Linked DNA regions of Mus musculus: region 1 is linked to region 2. Evidence: chromatin loops called from intact Hi-C (ENCODE). Cell type or tissue: left cerebral cortex. All regions are shown on one strand. Each heading gives the region's core, and the rest is flanking DNA. Links, peaks and the distances in the headings are about the cores only.

Evidence for each region. A loop is a pair of places that touch in the nucleus more often than their neighbours do. Peaks named below come from ENCODE experiments on the same cell type or tissue, not always from the same donor. Only the 100,000 strongest peaks of a DNase experiment are listed, where the experiment ranks them.
Region 1: it touches region 2 in a loop (2.1-fold over the local background); 6 of 42 quality-filtered maps call a loop at or near these places.

What each region holds. Positions count from the first base shown.
Region 1 is chr5:72,862,396-72,873,092 of GRCm38, forward strand. It overlaps Tec (tec protein tyrosine kinase), which reads right to left and starts at 6,053. Exons shown (of 19, transcript NM_001113460.2): 1 at 5,999-6,053. In left cerebral cortex, for the core only: CTCF peaks have their summits at 5,692 and 8,945 (motif pointing left); DNase peaks (open chromatin) are centred at 5,718 and 6,122; H3K4me3 peaks cover 1,848 bases.
Region 2 is chr5:72,786,837-72,797,533 of GRCm38, forward strand. It overlaps Tec (tec protein tyrosine kinase), which reads right to left. Exons shown (of 19, transcript NM_001113460.2): 4 at 2,304-2,408. Among named protein-coding and RNA genes, the nearest start is that of Txk, 39 kb to the left of the region's middle. In left cerebral cortex, for the core only: no CTCF peak of the experiment used is centred there; DNase peaks (open chromatin) are centred at 5,276 and 6,944; H3K4me3 peaks cover 417 bases; H3K27ac peaks cover 362 bases.

The sequences.
Region 1 (10,697 bases), core at 1,415-9,414, 75 kb after region 2:
GAAGAACACAAATATTCTATGCTTCCGTCTATACAGCCAACCTGAAACTGAAGTCAGGGATACAGGGAATTTCCACAACTGGACAGAGCATGGTTAATTGTAACAAAATCTTTCTTAACTGCAAAGTGTCTACAATTATCTGGGGAAAGTCACCGGAGTGTTTTTAATATTGTGCTTTCTCTAGAAGAGTGTATATGAGACAGCTGAGAAGGCAAAACCAGTTCCTGTGAAATACATAAGCTTGTGGAGAAAACGATTACGTGTGCAAATGGAGCTTCAACAGCTTCAGTCTTTTAACATAAACATGAGAGTCGGATGTATATGAGGCTGACCTCAGCTACACTGGGTGAGTTCTAGGCCAGTGCATGCTTAGGAAAGCCATGGCTTTGGGGGGGGGGGGGGAGAACGGTGTGATGATGCAAATCTTTAATCCAAGCACTTGGGAGACAGAGGCAGAAGGAGCTCTATGAGTTCAAGGCCAGCCTACTCTAAATAGTGAGTTCCAAGATACCCAGGGCTACAAAGAGAAACCCTTTCTCAAAACAAAGCAGAAAATAGATGACAGGTTGATGGATAGACAGATGGACAGACAGGTAGATGACACATACACACACTTTCCTTTTGGAAAAAAAGGCCCAGTAGGCATGGTGGTACGTAGTTTCAACACTCCTAAGTCTAAAACAAAAGAATCATAAGTTGAAGACCAACCTGGACTACGTAGTCATGATGACTTTGCAGTCATGATGACAAAATATAATAATAATAATAATAATAATAATAATAATAGACCAATAGGCTTCTCCCAGATAAGCATGCATTCATATAGGCACCCACTGGGGAACAGCAACGTGGCTCTTTGCTGATATGATCTTTTCTCTCAGTCACCACAGTCCCACGAGCTCTGGCTGTTTTGCAGCCATGCCCACTGCTTGTGGTCCGCCTCTTCCCTTGGCGCATGCGCACCTGCCATCTAAGCGTACAGAGGTCCGCCCAGCCGGCATTTGAAATGACCAGGAAAGAATGCTCTTCCTGCTTCTATGGAGGCTGATGCTTGGGGCCATTCCTCTGTGTGTCACCTCTGAGAACGCTGATGCCATGAGGCTCTTGGAAGAAAATGCTGGAGGTCATGATTCAAGAAGGAAGGCTAGGCAGTGACTCAGCTGGTAAGCTGGGGCCGGGAAAGTTGCTATGGGCAGGGTAAGTCAGTATCCCAGTTCAGCAATCCAGAAACAGGAACTTGGTACACATTCCAAGAAGGGCACCCACGAGAGCAGGAAGAGAGGGTTCTGGGAAGGCAGCTGGCCTCCAGAGAAATTGTATTTGCTCCCGAGGCTACACAGCCACCAACAAGAATCCTTCAAAGTGAGATGTTAGACATGTATAAAGAAGCTGAGCTTTACCGGTGGGCAAGACATAGTGGCCCAAGTGACTGAGTCTTCGAAGGCAACCTGGACTGGAGAAATAGGACCATGACCCAAACACCATTAAGCGTCATACTGCCCACAAGTCTGAGCCTGGTTTATATGAACACTTGGCTTCCTGCAACAACTCTGATCAACTAGTAATGACTAGGGAGAGCTGAAGGCATTCTGAGCCGGACAAGTGAGACTCTCTGGACCAGGCTAGTTAGAAAACATGTACTCATGGTACAGGCAGAGAGAACGACAGCACAACACCCAGACCCCGCCACTGGAGCCTGGGAAGAGGCTGCTGAGGGAACCTTCATCCCTGCACCATAAAGGCAGGAGGAACGAAAGCATCTACGTTCTTCCCCTGCTGACGTCCCAGGAAACGAAATGACAAAGTATTTTTCTTAGATGTACAAACCAGCAAAGTCAGAGAGAACCAAAGAGATAACACTAGACACAGTTGTGGGGTACTTATGGGGTGCAAAGACAACAATGAGATGTATAGTTCTTAAATGACAGCAAGGGGATCGGCTAGAGTCTCTGGAAAGCTGGCTTCAGTGAGGATGAGGTAGAGAGTATCTAATGTGTTTAAGGCTCCGGGTTCATTCCCCAACAGTACAAGAGAAAAGTCAGCTGGACCGTCCAACATCCCTTCAGCCTCTTCTAGAAGTTAAGTGACTACCCTGAACTTCTTCCTTCCAGTCAAGCTTGGACAAACAGCAAGAAAGGGTTCTGAGCCCCTGTGCCAGCCAGCCTACAGATCACCTGCCAGGCACGCCTTTAGCCTCTGGAAGACCAGACTAGCCCTCTCAGATCACTCTCACTCGACCAGCAATGATATCAGAGATCACCCTCAAATGGGAGGCCCAACTGGATGAGCCTAAGATGAAGCTAAGGCCAAGAAGCCCATCCTCACCTTCAGCTTGTTAACTGCCCTCCTACCCCAAAGTCGAGGGGGTAACCAGACCAGAAGGAACACTTCCAACACACTGCACTAGTGTACACTTCTAGCCAAAAAAGCCAGTAGTTTCCCCCAGAGAGATAAGACCCTGGAACCAAAAGATAAAAAAACAAGAAGTACATAGACACAAAACTACACACACACACATACACATAAACACACATGTGTACCAACTTGGAGAACGAGAGAGAGAGAGAGAGAGAGAGAGAGAGAGAGAGAACACTTTTAAATTAAAAATGCTAAAAACATGCTTAGAACCAGATATGGTGACACACCTGTGACTCTATCACAGGTGAAGTTAAAGCAGAAGGAAAGCCGCCTGTTAGGCAGCCTAAGCTATACAATGAATTCTAGGCTGGTGTGAACTACATAGCAAAGCCCTGTCTCAATAATAACAACAACCATAATAATGTTAAAGACACTGGGAAAACCCCAGTGTTAAACTTGGATACTACTGATACTGAGAAAACCTTCCTAAAAGACTTGGGAAATAACAAGACAGAAACTTATGAAAGGCACAAAGTGAGAGGATTGATCCAAAATACCTGACATCCAAACAACAAATTCCTTAGACAAACATTACAGAAAAATCGGACGAAAATACCAATGAAGGAACCCAAAAAATTTTCCCCAAACTAAAAGATGTAAACTCCCACACGCAAAAGCCCGCACACTGATAAGAACAAAGACATGCCAGCGCACAGCATCAGGAAACTTAGAGATGGTGGGAAAGAAGAGAATAGTTCATAACCTCACAGAAAGAGCACAGCAGGGCTGTGGATTCCACCCCAGCTACACGCAGAGATTAAGGAGCCAGAAGTTCATAACCTAGAAGATACTGAAACAGTGCCTTTGAAATTTCCATCCCAGGATTCCACACTCAGCCAGTCTGCAAATTGTGAAGGGAAAATGGATAACTTCAGTTAGAAAGACTGAGATCCTGTGCATCCCTTTCCAGGAAGCTTCGAGGATTACACACACACACACACACACACAAAACCCAGGAGATGGGACACAGGAAAGAGATAATGGGGATTCCCAGGAGGCTAGTGACAGAGCAGCCTCTGAGTGACAGTTGCAATACATAAAAAAAAAAAGTCCACCTCTCCAAGTGTATGGCAAACAAGAAGGTTCATGTTCAGCTTCTTGGGGCAAATAAAGTAGAGAGAAAACCTGGTTTCTTTAAGAGAAGGCTTGGAGAATCGGTCAAGAGTTGCAGATTGAATTAATGAGAAGTACACACACACACACACACACACACACACACACACACGCCAAACAATTACTAATCCCAAGGAACACAAAAATATGTGTTTAGCTGAGCTGTGAATATTGACCTAGCCATAAATCGTGTGGCTTATCTTGATCTAGCTACTTCAGAGCCCAGATTCTGTGCCTACATATATTTAAATTTGTTTGCTCCTTCTGGTTTCCCAATAGCAACCTGTTTATGGGGTTTTGGTTGTTGTTGCTGCTGCTGCTGCTGTTGTTTTAATTCCTTCCTTTTTTTTTTTTTGCCTTTACAATGGAAATGTAATTTTCAACCTCTACTTCATGGTAGCTTTGGTCATCTGTGCCCTGAGCAGTCAAACATGCAGTCAAATTAGTAGTTATAATCTGACCCAAGTAAGGACTGGCTGACCCAGGCAGAGATTGAAAGGCAGGCCTAGGTGGAGACAAGCATGGAGATACAGATAAGGTCTACGCCCTCTCCTCTAGGTGGCTTGTGGTTGTTTTTTCCAACAAATCTCTTCTAACAGCATAATCACATGGAATGAGATCATTTTCCCATGATCAGAAGTCAATTTCATTCCTTTCTTACAGACTTGAATGCCCCGCGAAGGACCTTAATGCTTGATACGAATTCAACTTCAAAGACTCTGCTTCACCTGCTGCTCACTGGACGAGAGCAGAGCTTCTACGGGCTCTGAACAGGGACAAAGTCCACAGACACTTACTGAGAATCCACAGGGGAGCCATCAGCAAGCTGAGTATCAACAAATGATCTTCCCCAGATGGGAGTGGAGGGAGTGGGGGGGGGGTGAAGTAAATGCCAAAATCTAGTAGGATGGGTGCAGGGAAGGAAGAGAGGCACCAACCAGGGCAGCCTGGAGAACCTGTAGGAAGAGGTGTGGTTAGAGGCCCTGGGTGCGGGGCGGGGAGGGGGGGGAGCGAGGGGGGGGATAGGGGGAGGCCAGGCATTCTTCAAGAACACAAATGTGCCAGTAATTGTCCACAGTATCTCCATCCTCCTTTAAGGATCAGCTGTAGGGAGAGAGGTTACACATAGCCCCAGCCCTGTCTGTAAACAAGACCACCTTGTTGTAAGGGAATCAAGAAAACAGTGTGGCAATGCTAAACCTTGCATTCCCACCCTAGATTCTTTCCAATCTAGAAAGAGAGGGAAACTCTAGGCCAAAGATCCATGTAGGGCAAAGGTATCGCCTACTAGAGCGCTTCACTGATTTGCATGTGTTTACAATACCTGTCCCCACACAATTCCACAAACCCGAAGGCACACACCCTTGTGGGAAGAACGAGGGTGATTTACATAGGCACCCTACAGAAAGCACCCCTGAGCTGGCAAGGAGAGGAATAGTGATCGGATTCATAAGTGTATGGCGAAAAGATAGGTCTGTCTTAAACAATGAAAATGTAACTGGACGACATGGATGTTTTCAAATACTTAATGTGTAAGTTTAGCCACAGCTCCCCCCAACCCCCGCCTCGCGGAAAAAAATCAAGCTCTTCCTTATTTTGAGTCTATAGACCACAGAGCTACAGTGTCGATCACTCAGCTATTAAATCCCAAATCTTACTTAGGAGACTCGATGCTTCCTCCTACCGCGCCTCGGCTCTGTAAAAGAATTATATAGACGGGAATAGGTTGTCAGAGTTTCCTTAGAGGAAAATGGGAACTCACTGGAAAAATGTAAAACCTCTGCTTAAAGCATGCAACTATTCTGTCTGGATAGGCTCCAAACCCACTTAACCAAGCCAGCCACCCAGTTGTCCCAATTTAACACTGCGATCAACTCTTCTAACCAAATATTCCACTTTCCAAAGATAAGCCCGAATGGGACCTGGTACACAGAAACATATTCGCCAACGACAGGAAAAAGTTAAGAAATGTCAGATCCAGGGGAAATTGCACAGTCTCGGGACAAGGTCCACGTAGTTTTTCCCACTTTGATTCTTCGAGTCCCTGTTTATCAAGATCCAGATACCACTTTCCAGAAGAGAAAAATAGCTAAAGAAGTACGTGCACCTGCTCGGGCACAAGCAACTGTGGACTGTCTTCCTGGATTCGAACTTTACCGCGGGACAAGCAGAAAGAAGAAAGGCCCCCTGCCGCTCAACTGGGAAAGGAACTCAATCGCGAGTCCTCTCGGCTCAGATACCAAGTCCAAAAGGGCTCAGATCTGCAGCCACCGGGGAAGGCGCGGCCATCAGGGGAGCGCACCTGTCCCTTCTTCCTGGCCCAAGGGGGACGGGCCTCTGACCTGACGCAGAGAGTCCGCTCTCACCTCCGTGAGAAGGGTAGAAAAATCCTCCCTAATCCCACTAAGGTCAGTCTCCCGCAGGTGGAGGCCAACTCCGTGAGCGCCGAGAGTCCCTTGGTTCTTACCTTGACGGAGCGCGTGCCGAGACAAGCCAAGACAGAGCGACGTCCAAACTGCGGAGCCCGGAGCTCGGCAAGCGCTGACCAAACCCATCGGCCACGCCCACCGCCCGGCTCCTCCCTGGCCCCGCCCCCTCGCCGCGCCGCCTCTGCCCTCCGCTGCCCACAGCGCCAGTGTCCCACCTTCCTTCCGCGATTTCAAAGCCAAAGGGAAGAATCGGAGCTCGCGGTCCTGCGGCCGAAGTTCCAGGGAGCGTCTCTTATCCAGACAGACGCGGCGTGGGGTCTCTCTAAGTCCGGACTTCCCATCCTAAGAGAACCGTCCAGAAAAATGCTCCTTCGTCCCCGGCTCGGAGAGCCGGTAGCAATAGCACTTGTGGGTGGCTAAGAACCGACCTCCACTTCCGCTTAGCCCCTCGCGGGCGAAACCGGATGATGCTGTGCTCTGGGGTGATAGAAGAATGGGTGGCTTGACTGACAAGCCTGAAGCATCAGAGCCTAGCATAGGGTCACCCACTTACATTATTACTGTTGATACACTAATAATGAAAACAACCTTCAAGTTATTCACTTTAAATACTGTAAAATTCTTAGACTCCAGGAAAGAACGTGCCGTTTGTCACCTAGCTAGCTAGCTAACTGAGAAGCTGTCCTGGAAAGGCTGGGGCTGTAGATCAGTGGTACAATGTTTGCTTAACATGCACAAGGCCCTGGGTTTGATTCCCTACTTTCAAGTCTAAGTTGTCTTTGATGGTAGTCTTGAGTCTTAGCCACTGTTATCTGATCTCATCCATCCTGTACTGTCAGACAGGCATGGTGGCCCACATATTTTATTCCAGCTGAGAGGGCAAAGGCAAGCCCATTTCTAAGCATTTAAGGCCAGTCTGGTAAACATAGTGGTTTCCAGGCCAGCCAGGGCAGGGATATGAGGACCTCTCAGAAGGAGAGAGACACAGGATAGGACTGTAATGTTCATAATAGTCCATGGGAATAAAAGACTGAGTTCGCCTTTGGGATGGAGAGAGAAATTAATTTGTAAAATGCTTGCTATGCCGAAGGTTGATCAGGTAGAGCCCATGTTTTTAAAAAAAAAAAAAAAGGAAAGAAAGAAAGAAAGAAAGAAAAAGGGAAGAGAAAGAAAGGAAGGAAGGAAGCTGTTTTTCACCTGTACTCCAGAGCTGGAGGCAGAACCAAGCATAGCTTGGCCAGTCAATCTAGCCCAACTGGCCAGCTCCGGGTTCCATGAAAGACTTTATCTCAAATAATATGGAAGAGAGCAATTGAGAAAGACACTTAGCCTCTGACCTCCACAGTGGAGCCTTTACATAGGGAGAAAACCAATATACCGGTAAGCAAAGAAACCATTTCACAGGTGAGAAATGTCTTGGCTGAAATAAACTGGGGTAATGAAAGAGAGATTGATGAGGAAGGAGGACTTCTCAAAGGAGGACTCTGTGGAGCTGAGGTTGAACAGTGAATCAGGCAGCCAACCTGAAGACGACGCTCGCGATCACGTGTGCAGTCACGTGTGCAGTAAGACTCCTCCCCGACACGGCTCAGGACTTAAAAGCAGTGCCTCCCTGTGCTATTTCTCCTGTGATCATCTTAATGACCCGAGAAGTCAGCTGACAAGATTCCATTTGACAGGGAAAGAACTAAGAGCAATTTAAAGGACTTGCCTAAAGTCATATAATTAGGAAGGGGCCGGGAATGGGAGGAGAACGCAGAACTGAACCAATGATTCCTGACTCCAGTTCCTCTCCTCCCGGGAAGGCCTCCAGTGTAATGAGCCAAGCTCTGAAGGAACCTTCCCTTTTCTCTCCTGCCTCTCATTCCCTTCAAGAGCTTATTTCCCTGCCATGCAGAGAGATGTCCCTGGGGGAGCAGGGGCTTGAATCTGTGAAACTGTATGTAAAAGAGTAGAGGCACATGTGCGTGCAGAGAGCAAGTTACTGCTACCAGTACTGCAGTGAGTGAGTGTGTGTGTGTGTGTGTGTGTGTGTGTGTGTGTGTGTAGAGTGTAGACTCGGAAGCTTATCATATTGATACCACTTTAAAGGACCTGATACTTCCTTTTTTTTCTTTTCTTTCTTTTCTTTTTAAGAACTATGATACTTTCCTGTCACATGGTCTGCTACCCCTGGGTGACCCTTGTGCCTCATATTCTCAACTAAATGGAATGATGCTTTCTTAATGTTAATAAAGTTGAATATAAAATGGGCATTTATATACATTTCTTGGAGCCCATGGTCTCTCTTCTTGTTGGGTATTGCCATAACATCTATAAAATTGTATTTATTTAAATGCTAGATAACCCTTTTTAACCCATACGTAAATTTCACGTGGCACATAAGAAACATACAGAATCTGTCTGAAAAGTTTGTACATAAAGTGGTGTTTGTATTTGGAGTTTCTGACACTCCTAATTTGGACATCTCTGCCTCCCTTTTGTGACCTTTCACCTATCCAAGGACTCTGCCCCTCACCTGACCATGTATTCATTGAATGAATAAATGATAATGATAACAGACAAGGACAGTATGGTCTACAGAGTGAGTTCAAGGACAGCTAGGGTTATACAGAGAAACCCGGTCTCAATAATAATAAATAATAATAATAACAACAACAATGGTATTAGTCTTGTACAGAGCATCTCCACCTATGTGAAGAGTACCTCATTGCAATTATATGACATGTCTGCTTCTTTCCAATGTGTATCAAAAGTAGCTACTTCTTTGGGACTCAATACATAGAAGGAAGGGAAACTGTTGAATGGTAGACACAAAGTTATTACTTATGCTACCAAGAACAGTTGCTAGGCTGGAGAAACGGCTAAGCAGTTAAGAGCACTGGATGCTCTTCCAGAGGACTCAGGTTTGATTCTCAGCACCCTTATGGTGGCTTACAACCCACCCTAACTCTAGTTCCAGAAGGTCTGGCGCCCTCTCCTGGCCTCTGGAAGTACTACATGCATGCGGCAAGCAGGCATCCATCCAGGCAAAACACCAATACGAACAAATATAAAAATTTGCTGGGTGTGAAGGTACACATCTTAAAAAAATAATTTTAAAATATAATAACTGCTAAATAAATAATTCAAAAGAAATAAAAAAGAAGTTCCATATACAATCTATGTTGTACATCACATAACTGAGTGTGGTAGTACATCCTATAACCCCAGCACTTGGGAAGCAGAATAAAGAGAATGAGGAGTTTCAGGCCAGCCTGGGCTACCCAGTGAGCTGTGTCTCAGGAAACAAGGACTGGAGGGACTGGTGAGCTGGCTCACCAAATAAAGGTACTTGCTTCCAAGGGTCACAGATAACCTGAGTTCCATACCTAGGGTCCCTAGGTAGAAGGGAACTGACTACGACAAATTGTCCTCTGAGCTCCACACACACCATGGCACATGTGTATCCGCACATATGCACATTTTAAATGCTATCCTGAAAGTCCCCCAGCCTTTATTTTCATCTTTGTACACACACACACACAAAATAATAATAATAATAATAATAATAATAATAGTAACAAAATAAATCTTTAATTTAAAAAAGGGGGAGACACTATTAGGCTGCTGGGCTGTATATTCACTGTAGGGTCAGGATCCCTGCTCCTTCTATCTTTCCATGTAGGCTACAGAGCCTACAGGGAGTGTGAACGTTCTTGGACTCATGATGAAGTCATTAAGCCAGGTAATCATCCATACATACCAGTGTTCCTCAAGACTTGTCATCTTTATTTATTTTCATTTTGGGAAGGCTAGCTATGAATTTTAATCCTCCAGCCTCAGCCTCTTACGTGCCTCAATCCCCTTTACATGAAGGCAGAGTGGGAAACCTGGGCTCGTAATAGCACCTGTCATAGACAGTAAAGATGAGCTGTGTACCTCTCTGTGACAAGGCAGTCTCAGTGAAGGGCTCAAACAAAAAGTCTATATCAAAGCAGAATCCAGGTATAAAACCCAAAAGCTTGTGTGAAAGTAACTAGCTCACTGTATTTACAAAAAAGAAAAAAAAAAAAAAACAGGGAAAACTTGAACTAAATGAAAAGACCATCTATAGACCACAACACTCAGATGCAATCGTGTTAGGACTGTCTGGCAAGGACTTTAAATCAGCCACCACAAAACTGTTTCAAAGTACAATTACACACATGCTTGGGGCAAATAGCCTAAGAAAGACAGGAAGTGAAGGAGGCATGGAGGAAAGTAGGAAAGAGGAAGAAGAGAAAGTGGGTGTCCAGGTAAAGCAGTAGAAGATGCAGAAGAGGAAGGGGAAGGCCGTAAGTGAAAATGTTGGCACTAATAATACAGGAGCACAAACCGAAACTCCAGGAATGCACTACAGTGGTGGACAGGATAGAATGAAGAATCAATGAACTGCTTATTCTAGTAATAATCTAATCTGAACTGCAGTGATGGCTGTGGGTGGACAGAAGGAATGATGGAAGGAGGAAGGAAGGGAGTGGGAGGGAGGGAGGGAGGGAGGGAGGGAGGGAGGGAGGAAGGAAGGAAGGAAGGAAGGAAGGAAGGAAGGAAGGAAGGAAGGAAGGAAGGGAAAGTCATTAATAGTTCTCCCAAGCTACAACAAACAGTTTACCATTTGCAACATCAGAATCTCAGAGGAGGAAGAGGACAGAGCTGACACAATGTTCAAAGAAATAATGGCTGAAACTTTCCACATTTGGCAAATGATGTTAAGAT
Region 2 (10,697 bases), core at 1,579-9,578:
ATGAAAGCAGTGATAATACTTAGACACAGCACTTCCACGTATCAGCATCCCTGGTACTGCAGGCATCAGTAAACTATTCTTGGATGGCTGTAAACAATCCCAGTACTTCAGAAATAAAATTTTCAAAGACACTGGATTCCATAAGCACATCTATTTCTTAATTTCCTCAAGTTGGATGTATGTTTTACAAAGGATTGTGGAAAGTGTATTGCATATGTGCTACATTCATGCAAAGGCCAGAGAGCATCCTTAGGTAATGTCTCTCGGGCACCATCTACTTAATTTATTTAGATAAGGTCTCTCACTGGGCTAGAACTTACCAAGTAGATTAGGCTGCCTGTCTCTACCTCCCTGTGCTGAAATTACAAGCACACACCACCGCACCTGGCTCTTTTTCTGTGGGTACTGAGATATAACTCAGATCCTTAAGGTCGTTACTGACTGCCTAGACCCAGGATTGTATCTTCACAGAGGAAAATGGTACCAACAGCGATCAGGATGCTTCATTGATCTTAGCGTTTATTTCAACTTAACAGACTAAAGTTCTGTGGATAAATTTAGTGCCATAGGGCTTATTCGAATCCACTATTATTCAAAATAATGTTTTGGATTCATTTCAGTATCACTTCTGTCATTTCCTTTGCCCCATTAATAGATACAAGAGCTGGCTTTAACAAGCTGAGTCTTTCAGTTCCAGGCTATTAACTCAGCCTCACCATCAAGTCCTAGCCAAGACCCTACTGTAGCTGGCCTTGGCTGCTTTGTGGGTTCATCTTTTTCCCACCCTTTATCCCCACCACCCTGTTTCACCCCCTAACACTAGATGGGAGAGAAAGAAGGAGAGAACAGAGAGAAAAAAAAGAAAGACCTTTTCATCTAAGTTCCTTGTTCTTTTTTCTTTGAGCACAATTACTAACAAACAGAAAACAACCCCCTGAACAACCAACAACTTCACCCATCAGGGTTCTAACCTTTATAGACCCTGGGAAAATCTCCCAGAATTCCAAACATCACACAATCAGAGGAAATGTCTGTAGCTGGCAAAACTACACCTCTGATAAAGTTCGAGACAAATCATAGTCAGCTGCTTCAAAGTAGCCTCATATCCCCACACCTGAGATTAAAATGAAAACATATTCTTATAATATTTGTATTTTTTAAAGAAACCAACATTCCAGAATTCTCACCATACTACCTTACATTCCTGTATAACTTCAGCAGGCCCCATTCATACAGCAGGTACTAAAAATAGTGTCTCCCAACCATGTCCCACCTAACTGTCCATTACCATTCTGTAGATAATGTAAAAAGTAAGGATTTCAAATCTTAAGCCCAGGCTTTCACGCATCAGGCATCTTTCAAAGGTAGTTCCTAGTGAATGATTAATCTTCTTTTGTAATTTTATATTAATAATAAGCCTTGAAAAATTACCTAGGATCCTATCACTGCTCAGAGACTTTCTCTCTAATGGTTAGTCACAAGGCAGACCTGACTGACTACAACATAATGTGTTCCATTATAAACCTCCCTCTACCCAGACAATACCCGTCACAGTGAAAACCAAATCTCACTATCTCACTGGTCACAGCTGGTCCCGGCCCAGTTTGTCAGGTAAACCCTTCCGATTTGCTTCAACAGCTACACTTTGGTGGGAATACCCAAGATAAAAGATGTGTCCAACATACTTCTAAGATATATCTGGAAATGCCATATTATAAGACAGAATGTGAGATACCAGAGACACGGTGCTGACGGACACTTGGAGAGATGGTTTCATATTTGCTACCTGGTTTCCACACCTTACTCAGGTTTATCTGTGCAACCAGCTCTGCACTGAACAATTAAAGAGTGAATTTTAGATAACCAGGAACGTCATTGGCAAGGATTGTCATTTTCTATCTGGAAAGAAAAGCTTGTGCTTGGACCATCCCAAAACTTACAGTGTTGTTATAATAATAATCTGTTTAGTGTAATAATTTATTGACTCCCTAATTTGATCTAAACATGTAACAGATGCTGCCTGGCTTAAGCTGTATAGCAGCCAGGATCTCCATTGACGGAGCAGATTTAGCTCTATATATTACCTTAGTAACATGGGCCATTTTTGCATTTGTACAAGAACTTCTAGAAATACTGCCCTTAATCAGAATAATAAACATGTAATTTGCATCTCAGGCAGTTTGATATCTAGGATGATTCTAGGGTACCAGTCTCCTTCCTTCTACAAACCCCAGCTCATGTCATGCCTGTCCCATGAAAACCTGTAAGAGTCAGAAACCCTGTTACGTTGGCAGCCAACTCACCTGGAATGGAAATTTATTTTGACAGGGAATGACACCATCATCGTTCTTCACTATCTCCACACACTTGATTTTGGAAATATCAATGACGCCCTTTCTGTATTTCTTCTGTGAGAAGAGAAGAAGAGGAGACATGTCACGAGCAGAGCACAGGACATAAGAAAACTATTTAATGGCCGACTATAGTTAATGATAAAATTACTGACTCAGAAGATTACAACTTAGAGCAGGCAAGATTTCACAGGGATAGCCCAGTTAGTAAAGTGTCTGCCTTACAAGTGTAAGGACTTGAGTTTGATGCCCCAGAAACCATGCAAAAACAGCCAGGCACAGGGAGATGTTTGACATTCCAATGCTGAGGAGGGATCCAGTGGCCATGATGAAGTGGAGAGAGATGGACAGTTATTTAGAACAAAGCCATGCTCACACATGCACACACCAATGGATACAGTATGATTTCTTCAATAATTATATAAATCACATCTCCCTTAACTCCTAAAATTGTTCAAAAATACTAACCTTGCAATGACTACAATGGAAGTCATTAGATCCTTTCATTTCTAGTGGTGAACTTGCTCTGTCTGTCAGGAGCCATAATGGGACAAACTAATAACTATCAGGTGATTGTCCTGAGATGGCCTGCTTCAGATTATCATGTAATCTGCGATACATTCGCCCTTATTAAGCAAGGCTGAAAGGGATTCATTTTAGGAAAGATTCCTGCTATTAATATGCTTTTCCTGTTATTATTAAACATATATAACAATTACTAAGTAATAACAATCCTCTTTGGAGCAGATCTCTGCACATCCACAAAGATGTACTGTCTTGTAGTGATGCTATATAGACAAATAGATGACTTCTTAAGTCTTAATGATTATCCTATAGGAATTCCTAAAATTATATCTGTGATCATTAATCTCTTTTATAGTAGAACTGCTATTAGGTCCTTTTCTGATAGCCAAAACTGCAATGAGAACTCTGTCAGTCTCCCAAGTGTTGCCAGTTAATTGCTCTTCGACTCTCTCCTACTCAGAGCACATTTCAAGAGGTTGTAAAGCCATTAACCAAAGGTCATAAAAAGGGAACTAATGATTTATTATAAGTGCTAGGACAGAAGATAAATATTGACTGGGTTTATCTAGACAAAACTTTACTAATAACTTAGTTATGGTTTTAAACCTTCCGTGAACCTGTGGAGCTGAGACAGGTAATGGATGTTTAGCCAGATAATTACTCCTAATAGATATGCATGTCAACATTCTCTGTTGTAAACGTCTATTTTATTTATGACTTGATTTTCTGTGTGAACTTTTGATGAACTTTTTAACATGTGATCATGTATTCTGAAAGATGTTTAAGGGATGAGGACAAAGAGAAGAGTCAGAACTGAGGGACTGAGGCGAGAGGGACAGAGGTGAGAAGAACTGAGAAGAACTGAGCTGTGAAAGGGAGCTGAGCTGAGGAGAAGTTTGTAGACAGAACACTTTTTAGACAGAACTGAACTCAAGAAGAACTTAGAAGTTCAGGCATAGCTTTGGGAGAAAAGGCATTGAAAGTTAAGAGCATTGTTGTGACTTCAGAGCAGGAGGAGAGAACAAGATTAGAAGGAGAATGCAAAGTGGAATAACTCAGAAACTATAGGTAACATAAAAAAAAAAACTAAGAGAGCAATATGCAGAATGCAGAGGGAAATTAGAACAAAGGAGAATCTTCGGAGAGGAAGGAGCAGGCAGGCTTCTCCTTACCATGGGACAGAACAGGTCCTTTCTTAATAACAAGGCAGGCTTAGTCTTATTAAAAGGAACAAAGTTTTTTTGTTTTTTTGTTTTTAACAAACATGGGTTTAATTCATTTAGCATTAAAAGGGTAGAAGCTTTTTCTTTCTCTATGCAATAAAGATTGGAGCTCATTTTTCATCCAGAATGAGTGAGTTCTTTCTGCACCGGTGCTTGGTCTTTTGCTCCACATGCATATGTGAGAATGGATGTGTGTGTAAATATGTAACTGTGAGAATGTATGCATGTGTGTGTGTAAGTCTGTAATTGTGAGAATGCATGCAAGCTGGACCCAACTGGTTTGAATGGAAGTATATAAATGAGCATGCATGAATCTATATATGAATTTATGTGAGATTATGCATATTTGCTTATTAAAAGTTTTTCCTTCTGCAAGTGTTATTCTCTTCTCCTGGTTCAACAGAAGTTTACTGCTCCAAACTTCCCCCTAGCCTGACAAGCAAGAGGCATCTGGACAATAGGGAAAAGGCTCTAGCAATTAATCCTTTACTTAAATCTCCTGCTGTTTTAGGAAGAGGTGCTAAGTGCCTGAGACTGCAGTCTCTGACCTCAGAGGAACACAGAAGGCAGGTCAGCTGCAATAGCATATTAACTTGACTTAGATAAGTAAACTTTTTCTTATACAGCAACCCTAGATACCTCATAAGACAAAGTCTTACCCTCCGCTGACACTCTTCCCCTTTGCTGCCTCAAGGAGAACTGACAAGAAAGAACCCCCATGCCGGGCTGCCTTCACCCCCGCATCTGTCCTCTCTTCAACACACAAACCTCTGAAACAGAGGCATCAACTCCCTTTTATTGCTACCTTTCCCTCTAGAAACACCTTTGTTCGACCTCTTGACAATAATGTTCATTTAAAAAAAAATTAACCAAACACACAGAGCTCCAGTTACTGAGTCACTGACATACACTCCAGCCAAGTGTACTTCCTCCTGTGTTCCCCCTGTATGGAGATGCCTTCCTTGGCATTGGGGAGTTCAGGATTAACTGATGGGAGGTGGACTGCCCATAAACACATGGAACTCGACCTGAACAACTGTGTGAGAGACTGGACGCCCGCCCCCCTGCCCCGCCCCCGCCCCGCCCCCAGCATCCTCCCAGTCTCCCTGCTCACTGCAAATCTGCCAGCAGTCCATCAGAACCCACCCACACCCTGGAGTACATTAACTTCACACATGAAAATTCATTCCAGGAAAGAATCCAAAAGAATCCAAAGAAGCATGTGCAAGGGTCCAGGAGTGTGCATGCATGAAAAACTAACAACAAATACAGTATCCAGATAGAACACATTTGCTACATAACACGTCTGATACACGGCACACAAGATGTGCTCCAAAGACTAAGGTTACTCTGGGGGATTTTTTTTAAAAGTAATGCATTGAAGGAAGAGGAGAGAAAGACACAATTGAATAGCCCTGGAATCAACCACTAAACATTATTTTAAAATTAAAGGTCCATTTTAAGCTAGACTTGATGTCATAGTCCTAGCTACTCAGGTGGCTGAGGCAAGAGGATCACAAGGTTCATGGACTGCTGGGGCTAGACAGAAAGTGGAAGGCTAACCTGGGCAACTAAGTGAGAAGCAGCGAGGAGGGGCACGGGAACACCAGTGTAGCCCAGTAGCAAAGCACTTTAGTTCAATCCACAGTACAAAAATAAAAAGACAAAAAGAAAATGATTTTATCCAGCGCTCGGCGGCCTCTCCCTTGGCCACGGCTCTGCCTCCATACTGTGACCAAGGACACACATGACATCTTCAAACATAAGACTTCGCAATGCAAGCATAGTGGAGTATGACTTTACTCCCAGTACTCAGGAGGCAGAGACAAGCAGATCTCTGTTAGTTCTAGGCCAGCCTGATTAACTTAGTAAGTTCCAGGATAGTCAGGGCTACATCCCAGGGCGGGGAAGCAGGAGGGGATGACACTTCCAACCTGCCCTTGCTCATGGCCATCAGCAGCTTCTCCCCCACTAGCCTCATTTCTGTTACCCCACTAGTGTGTGTGTATGTGTTCTCATATATATTCTCAGTCAGTTGTTCATTACTCATCCTCTCCCTCCTACCCTTCCTTCTTCCCTCTCCTTTTCTCCTTCTCTCCTTCCCTCCCCTCTACTTCCTGATACTCTAATCCATCTTCAGTTCTGTCCTTGGTCCCTTGCAAGTGGGCTACAGATGGCCTATCCTCTCCACACTTAGGTGGGCCCTCACTGCTGCTCTCCAGTCTTTTTTGTGTCTGCTCCAGAGGCCATCAGCTCTGCACACACATTCCCCCTCCCTTACCATATTCCCTCAGAGGATAAGCTCTAACTGCTTTACAGGAAGGCCCATAGCCACTCCAGGTGCAGGCTCTGGGCATCTCTATTCTGCCTCTCAGCAGCACTCTAAGATCTTAGCATTAACCTTAGATCTCTTCCTTTAACCCTGTGTCTAAGACAAGATAAAAAGGACACAGAGGCTGTAAGATGGCAACTGACATTTAAGCTCTGTGCTCACAGCATCCCATGAGGTAGGCCTGTTCTACTCACTCTGTGGGTGATGAAACCACAGCTCACACATGCTGAAGACAGTCCCTGAGGGCCTCTAGTGCTGCTGAAGCCCTCTGGCCCCTGGGATGCTCCAGCTGCGAGGGGTGGGAGGACTATGGGGTCAAGTCCCAGGCTGGACAGTTCAGATGTGGAGCATGGAAGTTCTCCAGGCCTGGTTCAAATTCAAGGTCAACCTGGTTTACATGGTTAGTTACTGGACAGCCAGGGCTACAAAGAGAGACAAGCCGTGGAGTTGTTCTCTTCCAAGTATTTGCTTCTGCTTACAGACATCTAAATCAAGCCCCTGCCTGTGGACTAGCCTACTGCCGTCAGCCTTCTCCTTCCTTTTTGAGAGAAGAGCTGAATATTCAGCCTACACTTCCTTCCCATCCACTCTCCTAACCACTCGCAACCTTCAACCCCCGCAGTCGGCTCAAGGCAACCTCGAAAAAAGGTCAGCAGTGACCAAGCTTGGCGGAATTGCTAGCCTGCCTTGCCTTCTGACCAAAAGAGCATCGACACTGTTCTATGGCAGCTTTGCCTCTGGGCCATCCCAATGTTGCTTCTCTCCTTTCCCCTGGGTTTCTCAATCCACCGTCTGCCTTGGGTCAATAATGGCATCAAGAGAAAGAAAAATCACAAGACAAAGGAGGGCAGTGGTGGTACACACCGTTGACCCCATCACTTTGAAGGCAGTGGCACGCAGACTTCTGAGAGTTCAAGGCCAGCCTGGTCTACGGAGTGAATGCCAGGACAGTCGGGGTTACAGAGAGAAACTGTCTCAAAACACTAATAACAAAAAGATATTCAGAACTGTGGCTTCTGTGTCAGAGGTGGAATGGCAGAGACAGAGAGACCCCAGGAGAATAAACAAGCCAGGCAAGGAAAAAAAAAAATCACATTCCTACATCACCCCCCCCCATCTGAAAAGTGGGACTAATAACAGTATCAATCCCATAGGCATGGTATGAGGGTTAAATGAGCTAAGACTGCAGAAGTGCTTAAAAAGATGTCTGGCTCAAAGAAACAGACTCTGAATTATTTTCTAAATAAAAACTCAAAAGCAGACCAGAGTGACTGAGGACAGCTTAAGGCAGGATGGAAGAGTGAACAGGGGCCTGGTACCCGATGTCTGGTCAGGCAGCGTTTCCCACCGTGCTCCTCAGGCCTGCACTCACTAACAGCATCGTCCTTCTATTACCAAGTCACGTGTGTTCATTGTAGAAAGCTGAGAAACAGCACAGAAATCCTGTGAGCCCTCATCCCTCACCCTCAGAGGCAATGGCTTTAGGCCAGAGTGGTGTTTACCCCATCTTTGCTCAGCCCTTGGAGGCTATTCTCAATGATCCCGCAGCAGAAGGCGTGGTCTGTCTCCAAAATGCCTACCTCAAATCACTTCAGCCATGGCTACCACAGGCCAGGGTCAGAGTTAGGTCATTATCTCCAGGGAAACAGGATGACTTTGATACTAGGCTAACTGATACACTCCCTCTACGAAAATTTCCTAATGTGCTAATTAGTATTTGAACTTTCGGCTCCAAAGATCTTCCAGTAGCATCGTCAGTGGTAGTAGAGAGATAGTGGTCAAAAGAGCCACTGTGAGGGCCTAAGGACCGTCACTCGGGAAAAGCCCCGAATCCACGGAAAAGAGTTTCAGGATGAGTGAGGGCGAAGCAAAGTTAACGAAGTTGGCAGAGAGGAGTTAATACGAGCTTAAGAGATGAGCACTTAAACTTTAAGCTGAGGAGCTGGGGAGGAGCGGGAGGGAGAGCACGCCAGCGTGCGTCTCTTCAGAGGGTTTCCCTGGAGTTTCTAGCGGGCAGCAGATACTCCAATACCCTTGGTGGGGAACAGCCCTCTGCTAGTCTGTCCTCCTTCCCATGGGATGCAGCCTCTTGAAGAGCCCGAGGCAAGTGGACGGTCAGGGAGAAAGGAGACAGACAGACAGACAGACAAGGCAGATCCCCCTGGCAAGCGGTACAGACGTCGCAGCCTGATTGCCCTCTCACCAGACTCTGTGGCTCAGTTACACTGCTCAAAGGATATGTTGTACAGGGTTCAAAGATAAATCAAAGATTTCAAGCCTAGCAGTGGTGGTGCACGCCTTTAATCCCAGCACTCGGGAAGTGGAGGAAATTGGATGTCTGAGTTTGAGGCCAGCCTGGTCTACAGAGCAAGTTCCAGGACAGCTTAAAAAAAAAAAAACCTTTTTTTTTTTAAAACAAAACAAAACAAAACAAAACAAACAAACAACAAAAAGCCCCACAAAGCTTTATACTTAAATTAAGAAAATAACAAATGAGCTGTTGTATGTACTTTTCTTAATGGAATTGCTTTTATCAGTGAAATGGTTTTAGGGATGAGAGGGGATCACTAATGAAGTTAAGATCAAGGTCAAAGACATTTTGACTCTTAAGTAAGCCACGTTCATCTGTTGTTTCGAACACCCCTGCATGAATGGCCCTTAGGGGGAGATTATTTCTCCAAGCTATCTTGATTTTATCTGTTGTGCTGAAATTTCTTGGACACTCAGTCAGCAGGAAATGACTCCAAAATGAGGGGTTTCATTCTCTTTCCAGGACCCCTCAATTATTCCTATTTTTTTTTTTTATCCTGTGTCACAGCTGGAAGTTTGAAGGGCTGGAGAAGTGGCTCAGCAGCTAAGGCTGCTTGCTGGTTCCCACCACCCACAGGGGTCAGCTTCCAGCAGCCTGAAACTCCAGCTTCAAGAGGACCAGAAGCCTCTGCTGGCCTCTGGGGCCACCCGCACTCGCACAGCACACATTAGTGTTGTCCCGTATTTGCCTTATTCAGCCAGTCCCGGGCTGTGTGTTGAAGTCTCGGGGCTGCGGGAGAGGGCGGACGGTCTGTGGAAACCGTCATCGCAGGAATGCTGTGGGCGGAAGAAGAGGATGGTTCCTAATCGGGGAATGAGAAAGCCAGGAAGTGGATGGAGGAGAAGCTGGGCTTCTAAGGAAGTAGCTTTCTCTGTGGAGAAAGCAAGGAAGGTTCCAGGCTGCAAAAACGACAGAGCTCTGAGAGTACGTGGGGAACTGAAACCAAAGCACAGTGGCTGAACACAGGGGTGGATCAGGAGTATAGGAAATGACACAAAGGAAGGCTGTTTGAGGCCAGATTAGGCAATGCTCACATATAAGGCTGAGGAATTGGGGTCTCTCCTGAGCAAGTCTCAATGGGTAGCAAGTAGTAAGATAGATAGACAGACAGACAGACAGACAGATAGATAGATGATAGGTATAGATATAGATCAATCACAAGGCATATATTTGAAAAAGTAATTATTGTTGGGGACACACCATCCTTCAAACCATTACCACGCTTCCCACCATATCCAGTGCTCCTAGTTTTTCTCCGAAGCTCTGTGCCTGGCTCACCCTGGGCATCACTGCTACACGCCTCCATTAGAACCTCATTATATCTCACCTGAAGTACACAGCCCTGCTGGCGTCCCGGACAGCACCCACATTCTTCACGCGGCAGTTAATAATTATTAGCTGTTACTGTGGCACTGGGGAGTCAGGTCACAGCCTTGTGCATGAACAATGATAGACAGTTTGGGGTTTGAGTGTCACCATGAGCTATGACAGGTAAAACCAAAGGACAATCAGGCCAGAGCATGCCAATGCTGCGACTACCGAACTAGCAGCTGGGCTGTTTGGAAGGACCTGGAAGTGCTCAGGACCGCCCTCTTTATAGATACAGATTTCTGCTCTTTCCCGGTGCATGTGGAGTAGACACGGCGTAACTTGGTGTAAGAGCCAAAGTTACCTTGTTTTAATTACTGTGCCTAAGAGATCCATGAAACAAAAATGCCTCTTAGTTGTTGATGCAATGTGCCCAGCAGCCTCAAGTTCCTGCCACCATGATGGATGGATGCGTGCACGCTAGCAATGAGCCAAATACACCTTTCCTTCCTTAAGCTGCTCTTGCCTGGCATTCCCACAAAAAGGAGTAAAGCAACCGCAGGGTGAACTCTGTTCTTGAGGTTCCACCTGCTCATCCACAGAAATGAGGGACATGGTCTACTAAAAGTCTCAAATGAGCACCAAAG